Linked DNA regions of Homo sapiens: region 1 is linked to region 2. A link is a loop called in an ENCODE intact Hi-C map of the cell type or tissue named here. Cell type or tissue: Caco-2. All regions are shown on one strand. Links, peaks and the distances in the headings refer to the core of each region. The heading gives the core; the rest is flanking DNA.

Evidence for each region. A loop is a pair of places that touch in the nucleus more often than their neighbours do. Peaks named below come from ENCODE experiments on the same cell type or tissue, not always from the same donor. Only the 100,000 strongest peaks of a DNase experiment are listed, where the experiment ranks them.
Region 1: a loop joins it to region 2, with 3.0 times the contacts of the local background. A loop is called at or near these places in 2 of 110 quality-filtered maps.

Annotation. Positions count from the first base shown.
Region 1 is chr4:81,768,143-81,776,163 of GRCh38, reverse strand. No RefSeq gene overlaps it. Among named protein-coding and RNA genes, the nearest start is that of RASGEF1B, 300 kb to the right of the region's middle. In Caco-2, for the core only: no CTCF peak of the experiment used is centred there; no DNase peak of the experiment used is centred there.
Region 2 is chr4:81,647,080-81,655,100 of GRCh38, reverse strand. No RefSeq gene overlaps it. Among named protein-coding and RNA genes, the nearest start is that of RASGEF1B, 180 kb to the right of the region's middle. In Caco-2, for the core only: no CTCF peak of the experiment used is centred there; DNase peaks (open chromatin) are centred at 3,410 and 4,100.

The DNA of each region.
Region 1 (8,021 bases), core at 1,596-6,595, 120 kb before region 2:
GTGGTGTTTAACTTTCTGTTCTTGGTTTGTTTCACTTAGCAAAATGTCTGCCACTTCTATCCATGTTGCTACAAATGACAGCATTTCACTCTTTTTAATGGATGAATAGTATTTCCCGGTATATGTATACTACATTTTCTTTATCATTTATCTATTCTTGGACAGCTAGGTTGATTCCATATGTTGGCTATTGTGAATAGTATTGCAGTAAACATGGGGGTGCAGATATCTCTTTGATGTACCGATTTCTTCCTTTTCTTTAGAGAAACGCTCAGTAATGGGAAAGCTTCTGTACAGCAAAGTAAATAATCAATGGAGTGAAAAGGCAACCTATGGAATGGGAGAAAATATTTGTAAACTATTCATCCAACAGGGGATTAATATCCAGGATATACTAGGAACTCAAACATCTCAACAGCAAAAACCCAAACAGCTTGATTAAAAAATGGGAAAATGATCTGAACAGACACTTCTCAAAAGAAGACATACAAATGGCCAACAAATGTATGAAAAAAATTATCAATATCCACTAATCATCAGGGAAATGCAAATGAAAACCACAGTGAGTTATTATCTGACTCCAGCTGAGGATGGCTATTATCAAAAAAACAAAAATTAACAAGTTCTGGCAAGGATGGGGAGACGAGGCAGCTCTTACACACGGTTGGTGGGAATGTAAACTAGTACAGCCATTGTGAGAAGGTTCCTCAAAAAAGCCACAGATGGGCTGGATTTCAGGCGGACGAGGTTTCCATAAAAAGGAATCAAAGTATCATCAGTGAGCTTATGTCCTACTAGGGGATATGGACTCTTGAGAGGAAGTACAGACCTAATGAGATCAGAGTTGCTTCCATTTAAAAAGTTTAAAATTTGATAACCATGCTGTTAATTTTGATGGAAAAATGACAGCCTAGGAGAAAGACCTGGGCTTTTTGTTGTTGTTATTGACATTATTGCTGAATCTGTTGGGATTCCACTAGCTTGCCCATAGCCTCAGGAGAAATTGGTTTTTCTGTTCGTTATCTTGGTGCCTTTTCTATAATAGCTACAAATAAGATATCTTTTCATATCTGTGAGGAAAGGGAATGAATTTTATTTTGTCACATCCCTGACTATGCTCTTAAAGACAGGGAGAAAATATAGCTTAAGAACCTCTGGTTATTGAATCCCATTTTCTTGTCATTTTGTACCATACTTTCGGGATGTTTCTCAGGGCAACTTACTATCAGTGGTTAATGTTGTCCTATTTTCCTTCTCGTGGTTTTTTTTAAAAGACAACAAGAGGCCTTTTATCCTATTTCATGAGGAAATGCAATGTATTATTAATCACGATTATTTTATTTATAAGCCAACACTGCTTTGGAAGGGCCAGAGCCCCACTAAGGATGATTCTTCCTGCTTTCAAGTCAGGAGCCTCTTTAGGGTTGTTTCTTTTCACCTCAGAGAATGTTTCTTTACTTGAACATAATAGTATATTTTATTTAGGAAAGCTGTTCTTTTGTGTTAGGGATAATCGTACTCATTTGGATTTATTTTCTCAATGTCTGTTGAACTACCACTCTGAGTTTTATGCCATGTTGGGCCCTGGACTGAATGTAGCTGCCTTATGCTGTGCTTTTAAACTCAGTAAAGTCTAGAAGTAGGAATATACGATAGTTAAGGAAGTTATATCATTTTTGTTGATCTCTTAAACTTTGAGTCTAAGAACAGGTACTACGTATGGGAGGGACTTTAGTATTTGCTGTTGATCCTGATTATTAAAGTCGGGGTGACCAATTATCTCGGTTTTAGCACTGAAAGTCCTGGGTCCCAGGAAACCGCTTAGTCTTGGACAGATTAGGATATTTAGTCACCCTAACTCTGAAGCTTAAACAGAACCTGTGCCATAAAATAGCCATAATGTAGTTTTAGACAGTTGGATCCTAATTTCTAGTGAGGCTATCTTAAGCACAGTATTTTACTTGCAAAGAATAGACAACTACTTATCAGCTTAAGAAAAGAGAGTTTATTATAAGAAGTCTTACTGAAATCAAAGAAAACTGAGCAATCATACTCTAGGAAAGGTGAGACTCAGGGTGACTCTGAGGATCTCAGCAGCTCAAGTTCAAGGAATTTTAATCTAGTATTCTGCTATTAATACGAGCTAGCTCCAAACTCCCTCAGGTTCTAAGTCCCTTAGTTCAGATTTTAGAGAACAAGAATATCATTGACTCAAACGTGCCTGTGGATTGGTTCCTCTGAAGTTTTTACCCAAATTTGGTTCATTTAGTAGTGGATGGGAGCCCAAGTAGGAATCACTGCAATTGACTGCCCAGCATCTAGCTCACCCCAGGTACCATGGTAATTCCATTCCCTTTGCCTGTAGTTGGTTTGGGAATGGACATGTGACCCAATTCTGGCCAATGAGACCTGAGGGGGGATTTTCTGGAGAACTTCTAGAAATAGTTCCTCAGTCCTCGGACTCAGACACGATGTCCTCTTGGATACTGCTATATCTACTTGTATTGTCTGGAATTATGGCACCTATTGGCTATTGTGAATAGTGCTGCAGCCTGAGGATGAAAGCAACACAAGAAGGGCAGAACAGAGAGAGAGAAAAATCTTGAGTCTTGAATGGCGTCTTTGAGCCACTGAATCAACCCAGTCTGCCCCACTTCTGGATTCCTTGTAATTAGAAAAATTTAGAAAATTTATTATTTAAGCCAATTTAAGACATGTATAATGTATCCTGTATCCTAAAGTATATAACACATCCTAACAAACACCGACTGGGTCGTGGGTTAGCAGGGCTCCTCCTTTGGATGGAATATATTTGTTAGGAAAGCAGGAAAAGAAAGAAAATGAGAGGTATAATTTCCACATGGGTAAACCAGAGATGTAGTACAACTCTTCTTTTGAACCTCTGCCTTAATGAATTGATGCTTGTTTTGAGTGTGCTGGGTACATTCCCTCTATCCTTAAAGAGAATAAAATATCCTATGACCTTTTACCCACAAATATCTTGGCTCTAGTAATAATCTAAGGAGGGCCCAATAGTCAATGAGCCCTGCTACCTATTAGCTGCCAGAAGGAAGGACCTCAAAAATAGGATAATCATGATAGACTAGACATCTAGTATTAACTGAATTATAATTAACCCCATTCAGAAATGTAACTTATCTGGTTACTCAGGATAAACTTAGCAAGCAGTTCATTTTAGAGCATATGCACAGAAGTTTATTAATCAAGGGTAAATATTTTGCAGGTGTTTTACTGATATATATATATATATTTATTTATTTATTTATTTTAAATGACCAAGTAGTCATTTGATAGTATCTATTTTTATAACTGTCCAGGCTTAAAATATTTGGGCCATGTTTTCATGTTTGTGTCATTGAGATTGTTGATTAATCTGTGTGTTAGAATGGGAGAATCTTGGACTTCCCCAAGGGAGGAGGGAAGCTCTATCTAAAGGAGAATATTTTTTCCAGATCATCCAAGAGCCTGTCTCAGAAAAATATGACTGGCTGTTAAAGCATATGGTCAGCACTAGCTTCACAGATGTGTGATCTATGCAATCATGCACACCCCCACTCTCAGAGAGACCTCTCTGGGTTAAATATTCTTCTGTAGCCATTTTGAAATTCTTAATGATTGTGAACAAGGAGTCCCATAGTTTCATTTTTCACGAGATCCCATGCATTGTGTAGCTGGTCCTGTATAAGATTCTGTAGTTATCTGGATCTGGTAGCATCAAGTAGTTATATTCTTGGTCCAGGTCAGGAAATAGAATTTTGAATGTTTCCCTTAGTTCTTATCAAAAGCTCATAGAACAGCATTTGAAGAAACTGTCTGAAGGATTTGTGGCCTCTCCAAACTCTTCTAAACATGCTAAAATCAATTTCTGGATTAAGCCAGACTGGGTACCAACAGTGTCTGCACCTCATCATTTGCTGCTCTCATTCTCTATCTCCCATTGCTTTATTGAATTGCTCTTTGGGAAACAGCCCTCATATTGAAGGATGTCTAAAAAAGACTATATGACACTCATAGTGTATTTGGAAAGATGTTGAGGGTATTTATAGCATTATCCGCTATTCTTACTATGAAGATAAATAAAAGACATTTCTCTTTGTTCTAGTACCAAAAATAGCTGTGTTTTCTTGACCAGTTTAACTGGTTTATCTCTCAGAATCACTTGATTTTGTTGCCCTATTTGTCTTGGTTGCTAGGAAGGTTGGAAACATAACTAACTACTGAATTCACAAACCTCATATTTTGCATTTTGTGTAATAACTTAATCTTTGCTTTCATCTTCTACACCTCATTCTCCCCCTGCCTTCATTTTCTCACCTACTAATTTTTTTAATAGCATTCTATTTTTGTCCTAGTGTACAATTTTATAAGCTTCCTTTGGTTTTTTTCTGGAATATGGTAATATCCATATATTACCTATTAAAAAAGTTACTTCTTATTTATATCATGTTCCCACCTGGGAACATATAAGGGAAACATTTTTAAAGTAATGGTAAGATTAGAGGAATGAAGAACAATGATGGTGTTTTATTATGTGGAGATACAAAAGAGTACTTTTACAATGGTGTTAATGTGAAATATGATAAGAAAAATATTTGGTAATAATAAACTATGACTTGAAATAGATAGAGTCTTACCCTGTGTAATCAATTGTATTTGAGTTTCAATTCACAATGACTGTTGAAAAAAAATTCCTCCATCTCTTTGTGTCTCCTTCTTATCTCTGGAGTAGATATTGACATAAGATATGTCTCCAAATATTTATGAGAGGTGTTTAACATTACTAGAGTTAAAAAAGAATTCCTTCAGTATAGCTAGTTTTGTAAGCACAAATAATTATTATTGATTTTTAATAAAGCTACTATTATTTCAATGTTTCTTCCATTTATTTTTGGTAAAGAATGGAAGATTGTTAGCATAGTGCATATAAAGTAACTTTAGGAAGAAATACATGAATTGTGATATGTAGCTGTATTTTCTTTTCTTCTTTTTTTTTTTTTTTTTTTTTGAGACGGAGTCTCTGTCACCAGGCTGGAGTGCAGTGGTGCGGTCCTGGCTCACTGCAACCTCTGACTCCCCGGTTCAAGTGATTCTCCTGCCTCAGCCTCCTGAGTAGCTAGGATAACAGGCATACACCACCACGTCCAGCTAATTTTTGTATTTTTTTAGTACAGCCGGGGTTTCACCATGTTGGCCAGGATGATCTCGATCTCCTGACCTCGTGATTCACCCGCCTTGGCCTCCCAAAGTGCTGGGATTACAGACGTGAGCCACTGCTTCCGGCATGTAGCTGTACTTTCTTATTTTGAAACTTGCATTGTCTTGTTTTTCTCATGACATTTTTGTTCTTATAATTCATTCAGTATTCATTCAAAAATATTTATTCAGGATCTATTATGTAGCAGACATTATTTTAGGTGATAGGAATACATCAGTAAACAAAAAGTTCCCTGCCCTCATGATGCTCACACTCTAGCGATTTCCTCCCAAGTCATCTACATTTATTTCTTGAGTGTATGTCCTTTTTCCAATGCTATATTTTCTTACTAGTGTGTTAAAATCATCGTTACCTGAGATATAACAGTTGTCCATGTTTAGGGTTTTCATCCTCCTTCTTTACTGATCGGATAGTTAGAAGTTTCACCCAATTTGCTAGTGAACTACATATTTTACTGATTATGGGGGTTATGTGGTGTGCTTGATTTGTGCTAATTTACATAATTTTCTGATGAATCTACATATTAGCCTTTTGACCTTTGCACTTCTTCAAATGTAGAGGATAATTAGTCTGCACAATTTGATAGAAAATAGTCCACATCTGCTATTTTTTTTCTTTTGCCTCAATTAACACACTTCTGATAATATATAGATTTTCTTCCCAGCTAAATATGAATAAGTTACTTTCATTCTGGTAGGCACTGCACCATTGAGCATTGTCCATATTTAAAAAAAAAACTATGCCAATTTTTGTTCAAAGCAAGTAGAAAAAATATTTTAAGGAATCTGTTAAACGAACATAGAAATTTCTTAGCCTCAGTAGCCTCCTTGTTTAACTATTTAGAGGGAAACAAAAGGGTGATGCTATTTGCAAAAATTCATGAGTTTGCAGTTAGGATTCAAATGAATATGTAGCACAGTGCCTGGTTAGATGAGGATTTGAAATTTCTTTTCTTGAAGCAATGATATTTAACTAAGTCATTTCTCTGATGAGATAGAGAAAAGCCACCAAGAAATAGCTTTGTTCCAGGATAATTATCCTGGAGGGAAGGAATTACGACCTTTCTTTGGGTGGCTTGACAAAGGCCAAGGAGATGTTAAGCTTTGACCTTATACTTTTGAGGCTCACTGTTCTCAGAAGCTCAGGTGGATTAAGATGGCTCTAGGATGCCACTTTCTTTTCCCAGCCTAAGGGAAACTCATGAGGAAAAGAGAAGTCTCAGTTGGCAAAATGGGTTCAACAGCTGGACTTATAGGTCTGGGTGGAGAGCTGATATTAACGGGTTTAATCTATCTACTACCCTGACTTTGTTTTAGGAACAATGGCTGGTTGTGTTACTATAGCTAAAGAACAAGGAACCTGGGCTTCAAGGGGTCAAGCTGAATGGAGCAGAATCTCATTCCTTGGGAAAACCGGCTTGGCCTGTGCAAGGATCTGAGCTAGCTGGCATAGCCCTCAAACAATGGGGAAGGGCCCTGTGGGCTGGGAGCATTCTGAATAGCCATGTTGTGTGGCTACCACTAGAGCAACATCAACTGAGGAATGAAAATGACTAGTGGGCTGAGTGGGCTGAGCAGAGTTTTTGACTTCTTGATGCAAGGCATTTGGAATATGAATTTTTAGTAAACTTCTAGAGTGGGTGGTGGGTGCTTGAGAGACGTATTTTAAAATTTGACAAAAGAAATGAAGTCACATAATCTGATTACATGTATATTAGTCCATGTGAAGATGTTTGCAAGTGCATTGGCTGCAACCGCTTTTCTAAAGCAGCAAAACATAATTGTGGACACTGTAACAAGGAACATTTCAGCTAGGCAGCATTTGCAGATCAATTGGTAAAATTTCTAATCAGTTCTTTCCCATAATTAATGTGAGTGGTATCATTTTGAATTAAATTGTTACCACTTGATGCGTCTATACATCTTTGTGTAGTTCTTCTTACTGTCGGAGAAAGTCTGTATATCGTTTTAAATCCAAACAGTTCTATAATTTTACAACTCCTCATGAACTGTGGAAAAAAAGTATTTGGTCTCTTCAAAAACTACCTCAAACCACTTCAATCTATGACCTTTTTCTATTCTTTTCTATACATAGAAATAGTTTTCTTAGGATCTAAGAGGGGCTTTATTTGGCTCTCTTGGCCTAAGTTGTCTCATCATAGGGTTTTAGTGTAGAGCTCTTGTTTTTTCTGTGCCCTTAACACTCCAGTAGACATTATGGACTTTTTTTTTTCCATCTCTGTTAAGATTGGTTGTAATGCCCATGGGCCCCAGCAAACTTCCCAAGGGCATGCATGTTACACAAGAGTGGCTCAGCAAAGTGTGAGGACTGGTTTCTCATGGAGCTGAAGGGTGACCTAGAGCACATTTCTCTTTTCTGTTTCAAGATATATATAAAATATTTTGAAAACTAAACATTTAATGGCCATAAAAAAATTCTGGTGATAGGGTAGATTAGATTATCAGAAAAAAACTTTCCTGAAACACATTTTAAAATACTGAAATAAGATATTAAAACTTATATGCATTTATATTATATATGTAATTGAGTGGGAGGCAGAATAATGGAATTCTTCGGATTAAGGTGTGATACAGAAGTTTGACTGCATACAATTAAGCCAAGTTTCAAAGCTGGCCTTGATCTGAAGTATCTGCTGATCACAGGTGGTCCAAAGCTTGGGTTTTAATAGGCCACATATACATGGAAGTGGGAAACAGCCTAGGGGCCCAAGCAGGTTGGAAGGCCAGATCAGGGTTTGAATGTAAACCCACAACCCCCAAAAGGC
Region 2 (8,021 bases), core at 981-5,980:
CATGTTCTTACTTATTTGTGGGGTCTGAAAATCAAGTCGATTGAATTCATGGACATAATAGAGTAGAAGGATGGTTACCAGAGGCTGGGAAGGAGAGTGGGGGTTTCAGGGAGGGAGGTAGTGATGGTTAATGAGTACAAAATAAATAGAAAGAATGAATAAGAACTACTATTTAATAGCACAATGGGTAACTATAGTCAATAATAACTTAATCATATATTTAATAGTAACTTAAGGAGTGTAATTGGATTATTTGTAACTCAAAGGAAAAATGCATTCTCCAGGGTGTGCTTATTTCACATTGCATGCCTGTATGAAAACATCTCACGTAGGCCAGGCGCGGTGGCTCACGCCTGTAATCCCAATACTTTGGGAGGCCGAGGCAGGTGGATCACGAGGTCAGGAGATCAATTCCATCCTGGCTAACACGGTGAAACCCTTTCTCTACTAAAAATACAAAAAAAAAAAAAAAAAAAAAAAGCCAGGTGCGGTGGCAGGCGCCTGTAGACCCAGGTACTTGGGAGGCTGAGACAGGAGAATGGTGTGAACCCGGGAGGCGGAGCTTGCAGTGAGCCGAGATCAGGCCACTGCACTCCAGCCTGGGTAACAGAGTGAGACTCCATCTCAAAACAAACAAACAAAAAACAACAACAACAAAACAAAAAAACAAAAAAAAAGAAAACATCTCATGTACCCCATAAATATATAAGCCTACTATTTTCCCACAAAAATAAAAATAAAAAAATACAAATATTGTTAACGTATAATGAGGGAAAAAACACAAGGGCTAAGCAACTACCAAAATTCATATCCAAACTAGCTGGTAGCATATCTGGGTCTAGAACTCAGGTCTTGAGTCCCAATCTAAAGCTCTTCTCCTACTACCTTATTGCCTCTGTATATTTTAATTATTTGTATTCTGCTGGGAATTGAACATTTAATTGAGTCTCTGTGCTAGGTTTTGAAAACTGGTCTAAGCTGCAGAAATAATTCCCTGTCATCAACATTTTTGCTCTACTGCTCTTATTTACCATTGTCTCTGTAGTCACCTTCTAAGTATTCAAAATCTACCTTATGATCCTTAATAGTAATGTACTCCTTTTGAAGTGAAAATAATACCCTGTTGGCACACCCTTTGTAAGAAAGGTACTTTTTAGTTATATTTTCCATAGTGGAAATGGATGTATTTTTTCTGTTTTTCACCCTGAGGTACAGCAATCCCAAGGGTAATGGCAAGGTACCTAGGACCCATAGGCTAGCAGGAGAAACATGGCACATCTTCCTAGAGCATTAATTTAGTCAATGGCAAGTATTTTTAACCTTTTTCTTTAACATTATAGCACACATCAATATTTATAGAGTACAATGCAAAATTAGAATAAAATTGTTAAGATAAATAGAAGTCTTCAAAGAAATCACCTGCTTGTAACTGAGTGCTTCAGACTAACATCCTCAAAAGCATACTACGTCTTTTTCAGTTCCAACATGCTGATTCACCTGCCTTCCCACATACGTTCACTCTTCTTTGCCTTTAAAGATAACTTGATGAAAACAATTAGATAAAACGTGCCTTAACCTTTATTACACTCTCTGGCCTTTTCTCTTCCTAAAGGTGTCATGTAGAGGAAACATCTTGGGGTTTGGAATCACTGAGACATGAGTTCGAAACTTAAAACCAAAACTTTCTAGATGTGGGACTTCCATACTGTGATCCTCAGGTTTTTTAGCTGTATAATGGAGATGTTATTGGGTATGCCATAGGCTATGTTAATGATTAAATGGGAGACATGTGAAGTACCAAATGCGGTATGGGGGGCATAGGCAGCACTAGAGACATGAGAGTTGATTGTGATCACATAAATCACAATTACTTATTTGTCAGACGGCAGGCAGAGGTCAGGGGCATGGGGTATGGCCAGGGAAAAGAGAAAGTTATTGGTCCAAGAAGGGTTGCCTCATGTCTTGGCTTCTGGAACATTGAAATAAGATGTAAGAGTGAAGGACACATATGCACACACACACAAACACACATACATGCACACACATGCATGTATACACCCATATACACACACTCACATACCTGCACTTGTGGGGAGAGGGGAGAAGCAAATAATAGGTGAGAAAGATTGGATCATGGGAGAGAGGCTTGAGAAGCTTGAAGCTTTTGAGACATGAGGAGTATGAATCAACCTGTCATAAGAAGACCAAGAGTCATTTTTCCATCTTGTTTTTTCCCATCAAACACTAGTTTATGTGTAAAAAAGATAAGGAAACAATTGGGATATGATTTTTTTTTCTCCCACAGACACTTTGTTTTAACTCTAGTCTTTATTTCTTCTCAAAACAACTGTGGCAAAACTGGTTATTTGTGATGTCAAGATCAGAAAATACATAGTGCCAGAATTTTCGTGACTCTTGGATTTTGCCCTAAATTTGAACTTTTTTATTTTCCAGTTTGTTTTCCCACTTCCTGTTTCCATGGCCAAGAGCTTTAAAAAGATCAGAAAGTAATTATCATATAATACTAAGCTCATAGGAAAAATGGTTTTATGAGTCAGGTGCAAATTAATCAGAATTACATGTCTTAAAACATTTTCAGGAGGCTATATATAACTTTTCAGGCAAAAAAATGGGTTTGGTTCATCTGAGCTGTAGAAACTACAGTCAGTTGATGAAACCAGCCAATAAATTCCTATACTCTGTGTGCATTATGCTTGTAAGTGTCTCCCACACACACCCACAGTGCAGGAGGCCCAAACAACAGTTCTATGTGGATCCCCCTTCAGTCTGCCTCTTCCAGGGAAGAATTGAAGAGAAGCCAATTGTTCTGAAGATCAGAAGAGGGTTGTGCTTGGCTGCTGGCCTGTGGAAGAGAGAGAATGAATTCCATACCCTCCTCCAGAGAAGATATTCCGCCCACCTCTGTTCAGCTGCCACCTGCAGCTCATGCCACTGATCTCACCACACTTTAGGAATGAGAAAATAAGCGTCCCAGTATCACCTCCTCTAGCTATGGAGAAGATGACTTCATTCTATCTTTCAGTAACATTTCCGTGAGTTTCTTGATTAAGCCTATAAGGAGTTTTGACATCTTTATACTTAAAATAATTTTAATGTTATTTCTAAAAATAAAAATATCGAAGATAAGTGAGAACCTCCCTGAACTGCATCCCCTCATGACTGTATCCTACTTTTCACTCAGATATACTTCTCTGGGCCTCTCTTCATTACACCTTTTGAGAATATTCAGAGATATCTACTCCTTTAAGGAACTGGAACTGGTTGGAGGTGACAAAGCTCTCAGACATGCTGACTTTTTTTTTCTTCCCTGCTAAACATCTCTGAACATTGCATCACAGCCAGATCTGCCATGGTACGTTCTTATCTAGCTTAAAGGCATCATTGCTGGCCTGCCTTGGAGAGAAGACCCACTGATCTTCTCAACAGTGTATGACTAAAGCATAGAGGAAGGAAAATGCTGACAGTTGTGATTAAAGACAGGGGTGGTTTAAACTGGATGCAGGTAATTGTCAGGGCTAAAAGCTTAGGCTCAATGAATCATGCTTTCCTCAAAGAGAACTCATTAGTTATGGGGCCCTTAGGAACTTGTTCTACTTTATGGAACCAGGATAAGGTGAAAAGAGAGGTATGGAAAGGGGAACTAATAAGTACCTTTTGAGCATTAGCTTACAAAGAAACTGTGGGTATTTGCTTTCACATAGTAAAGAGTTAGATAAATTTGCTTCTCTACTGAATTGACTGTCATTTTATAGATACAACCATAATTAGGATCATTTGTTTTCATGATATGTACTTTTGGATGACAATTGTCAGTCCAGAGGGTCAATAACTGAGGCCAAGAGCACTTGGCATGTGGAATGAATCATTGGTGCCTATCTCCCTTTTAACAGGAGAGATAAGTTGAGAATTTGAGGCTAGGTGCGGGATTTCCTAAGACTCTTCCTAGCCAGGGGCAGTGGCTTACAGAATGTGTTAAGTAGAGCATTTCCTCATTCAACAAGTATTTACCGAGTTGGGCACTGTGCTAGATGCTGGGAGTAAACAGAAGAGGCATATCCCTAACCTCATGGAGTCTCTAGATCAGCAGGAGGGAGGCACATCAAATATTTGCCCTGGCAGCTGGAACACCCAGACTTTCTATGGGCCCCCACCAGCTTCAGTAAGAGCTCTGGTTTCTCAACTGTCTGTCAAGAGTGTCTTCAAAGTCTGGCTCACTGGCAGGCTGTATCATTATCACCTGGGAAGCTTGTTTACAATGCATATTTCTATGACTAATCCCAGTTTTAAAAAATAAAAATCTCTGGCTTTTTAGCAAGCTTTCCTAAATATTTCTGATGCCATAAATTCTATCTTTGCACATTTTAACAGTGAGTGATAAGGCTTTACAATGTTTCTGCAAGAGGGAACACATGAGAAAGTGTGTTGGTTTGTGGAGAACACTAGATTTGTGGTTTCCAGATGCAACTTTAAACGTTGGTTCCTCTAGTTACAACTTTGTTTTTGAGTCTTAATTTTTTCATCTTTTAGCTTATTGAAGGGTTCATGTAATAGTGCCAAGTCCAGAGTCTGTGCTTACTTCTTTTGGCTTCTGTATTTAATTAGTAACTAGTTACTCATAAACAATGTTAAAACAGAAGCCATTGACAGGGAGAAGAAATTTGTAATATTTGTAAATAATAGATAAAGTACTATTGTTCACAATATATTTTAAAAGAATTTCTACAAATCAGTAAGCAAAGACAAATAACCACCTAGAAGAATGTGCAAAGGATGTGAACAGGCAAGTCATAAAGAAGGCAATCTGAACCGGAACAAACTCAATAATTTACAAGAAGATGAAAATTAAAACAACACAGGACACCTTTTATTGTAATATGTCAGACTGGCAAAAATTAAGACATCTGACAATATTGAGAGTTGTCAGGATGCGGGTGCAATGGTACTCTCCTGCGTTACTCTTGGGAATGTAATTTGATAGACCCACTTTCAAGATATACTGACATCATCTAGTAAAATTCAAGATTTAATACTAAAGTCTCCATAATTCTACTTCTGTATATATACCCAACAGAAACTCTGGTGTAAGTGCACAGAGTCATATAATACAATCGGTATTGTAGCATTGTTTGTAAGAGTAAAGAATTGGAAACAATCTAAATGTCCATTTTTAGAGGAATATTTAAATAAAATGAACAGTTGAAAGTAATGACCTACATCAACTGGTTATATTTTAAGAACATTATGTTGAGTGAAAATAAGGAGAAAGAACACTCAGTATGAATCATTTATATAAACAAAAAAGAACAAAAATAATATATATTGTTTTCTGATGCATGTTATATATGTATAATTTTTAAAACTGAGAAAGAACCATACAAAATTTATATATGTTGTCAGAGAAGGATAATGGAAAAGGGATGGGCTGAAAAATATGTTTGACTATGTCTGTCATTTAATTCCATTAAAAAAAATACCAAAACCTGGAAGAAATACAGTCAAATGTTAAAAGTTGTTATATCTGGACCATAGAGCTACAACTGTTTGTTGTTATATTGTTCTTTGTAGTTTTCTGCAACATTCATGCTTTTGAAATTTTTAAAAGGAAATCAATGACCCTTCATTGTTGCATAGCTGAAGAAACTATTTGGGTAGATGAGATGGTGGTTGCTAACCTGGAGTGCAATGAGTGGTACTGGTATATCTACTGGCTAGGGGTTCTGGGGTCGGCTGGGGAGTATTGGAGGTCCCCAAAAGACTTTCAGGACCCACCCATGGAGAGGAGACCCCAAGAATATGAACCATGTTGGTAGTATAATTGTATTTGTTTTTAATGCTCTCAGCTACTGTTTATGTAGACAGTGAAATTACCAGTCAGAGACCCAGAGAATAAATAGCTCTTTTTCTTCTCTTCCACATCCCCCCTTCTCACCCTACGCCTGCCTGTGGTTTGGCAGCCACAGTTGACTGCTTTACAGTTGGCTGCTCCTCTTGGTTTCTATTTTATCTTCCTGTCTGGTAGGTGGTTGCTGTGGGAGTATGAAGGAGGCAAGCAAAGAAGAAAAGAAAGAGAGAGAGGATGCAATTGACTCTAGATAAAGAAGAGCCATTTCTTGGCTTTTCGTTCAAAAGATCAGGTTTTATGATCTGAAGAAAACATGACTTTAGAGATGAAGGTACTGGGAATTCTAACTTCTAGGTGCCTGAGCAGTTTTGTAGTGACCCTTAAGTTCTTTGCAGCCCGTCCTCCAGAAATGCTGTTCATGCACACACATACATACATACATACATACACACACACACACACACACACACACGCAAATTCCACTCCTGCCTCCTACACTTTAGTAAAACCCCCAGCTTGTTTGGACAGCATCCACATCTGTGAATGGAAACCAGTGTGTTCAAAAGAGTAAAGCAGAGGCACCACATTCATTTTAAAGTGCTTCCTCATATGTACATTTAACTTCCAACCTCCAAATGATACAACTCAAAGAAAAGAAAGGGTTTAGCTATTTGTCTTTACAATGAATATGTTGTCAAAAGACCTTTGGCATTGATATACCACATAGATTTTTTTCTTCTTCCAAAGAAGGTAGGTGTTTCTAGATTCCATCCTGCTAGAAAAGAGATGCCTTGGTATAGTATAAAGCAGTGGTTTCCAAAAAGTGTGGTTCCAACACTAGCAGCATCAGTATCGCCTGTGAACTTGTAAGAAAGGCATATTCTTGGGCCCTGTCTCACACTACTACTGGTTGAAGGTACAATAGTCTGTGTTTTTAACACGCCCTGTGGGTGATTCTGATGCATATTAAAGTTTAAGAACCTCTGCTATCAAGAACCAGCACTAAGCCAGAAACTAGAAGAGAAAAATTCAGGTCTCAACTCCTATACTTAGCATCTGTGCCACCTTGAGCAAATAACTTGTTAGGATTAAGTGTTTTTTATTTAGCATAAGCCCAGCAACTGTTTAGTGAATAAGTAATACCAATGAAAGTTCTCTGAAAACCATTAAGTCCTATACAATTTAAGTTCTTATTGTTGTTATCTCATCTGGGGAGCAGTTTTGTTTGCTAAAATCATATGCTCCAGTTGAAGCCTCTTTTCTGCTTCTCTTTGAAGGTGTCTTTTTACCATCCAGGAAGAGTTGCCAACTTTTGTAAATACAAATAAAGGATATACAATTAAATTTATATTTCAGATATACCACAAGTATTTGTTTAAACATACATGTCCCAAATATTGAATGGACATCGTCGTCCTAAAAAATGACTTGTTTTTGACAAGTCCTATATTTAATCTGGAAACTCTACATCTCTGAGGTCTTTTGTTAAGGTTAGGGACCAGGTTTTATTGATTTCCAAATGCTTATGTATAAGAAGGAATGTCTTAAACAACCAGTAACAGGAAATCTCACAGTGGTTTTAACAAATAGAATTTCTTTGTCTTACACAGCAGGTAGTCTTGCCGGGAGGTGATTCTAGGAAGGATTCAGTGGCTCAAAGACATCAAGGATCTTGTTCTGGGTTCCTGTGATTCTCTTGGTCTTTCTTTCATTGTTACAAAATGGCTGCAGTGGCTCTAAGCCTCAGATTCTCACAGAACTTTCTTGTCAAACAACTTTATAACATAGTCAGAAGAATAGTTTACTTCCAAGAGTCTTTCCAGCGAACTGGAAAAATGTCTAGTTTTCCCAGTCTCTAGATTGGAGTTAACCAAGGTGGGAAGGTTTGGGAAGCAATTGGGGTAGCTAATTGAAAGTGTCTTCCAGTGTTGACCCAGCATCTATTAAGTGCCTATTATATGCCAACCCCTGTGCTTAGTGTTAGAGAGACAGAGATGTGTAATGCAAAGTTCTTGTCCTCCAGGAGTTTATAATTCTACTCAGGGAGACAGATATGAGTCAAATGAATTGATATTACTAGATACATGCTATGTTAGAAATAAGTTCCTTGTGTAATGGAAACCCAGAGACCACTTTCCCCAAGCCAGGAGTTTAGGAA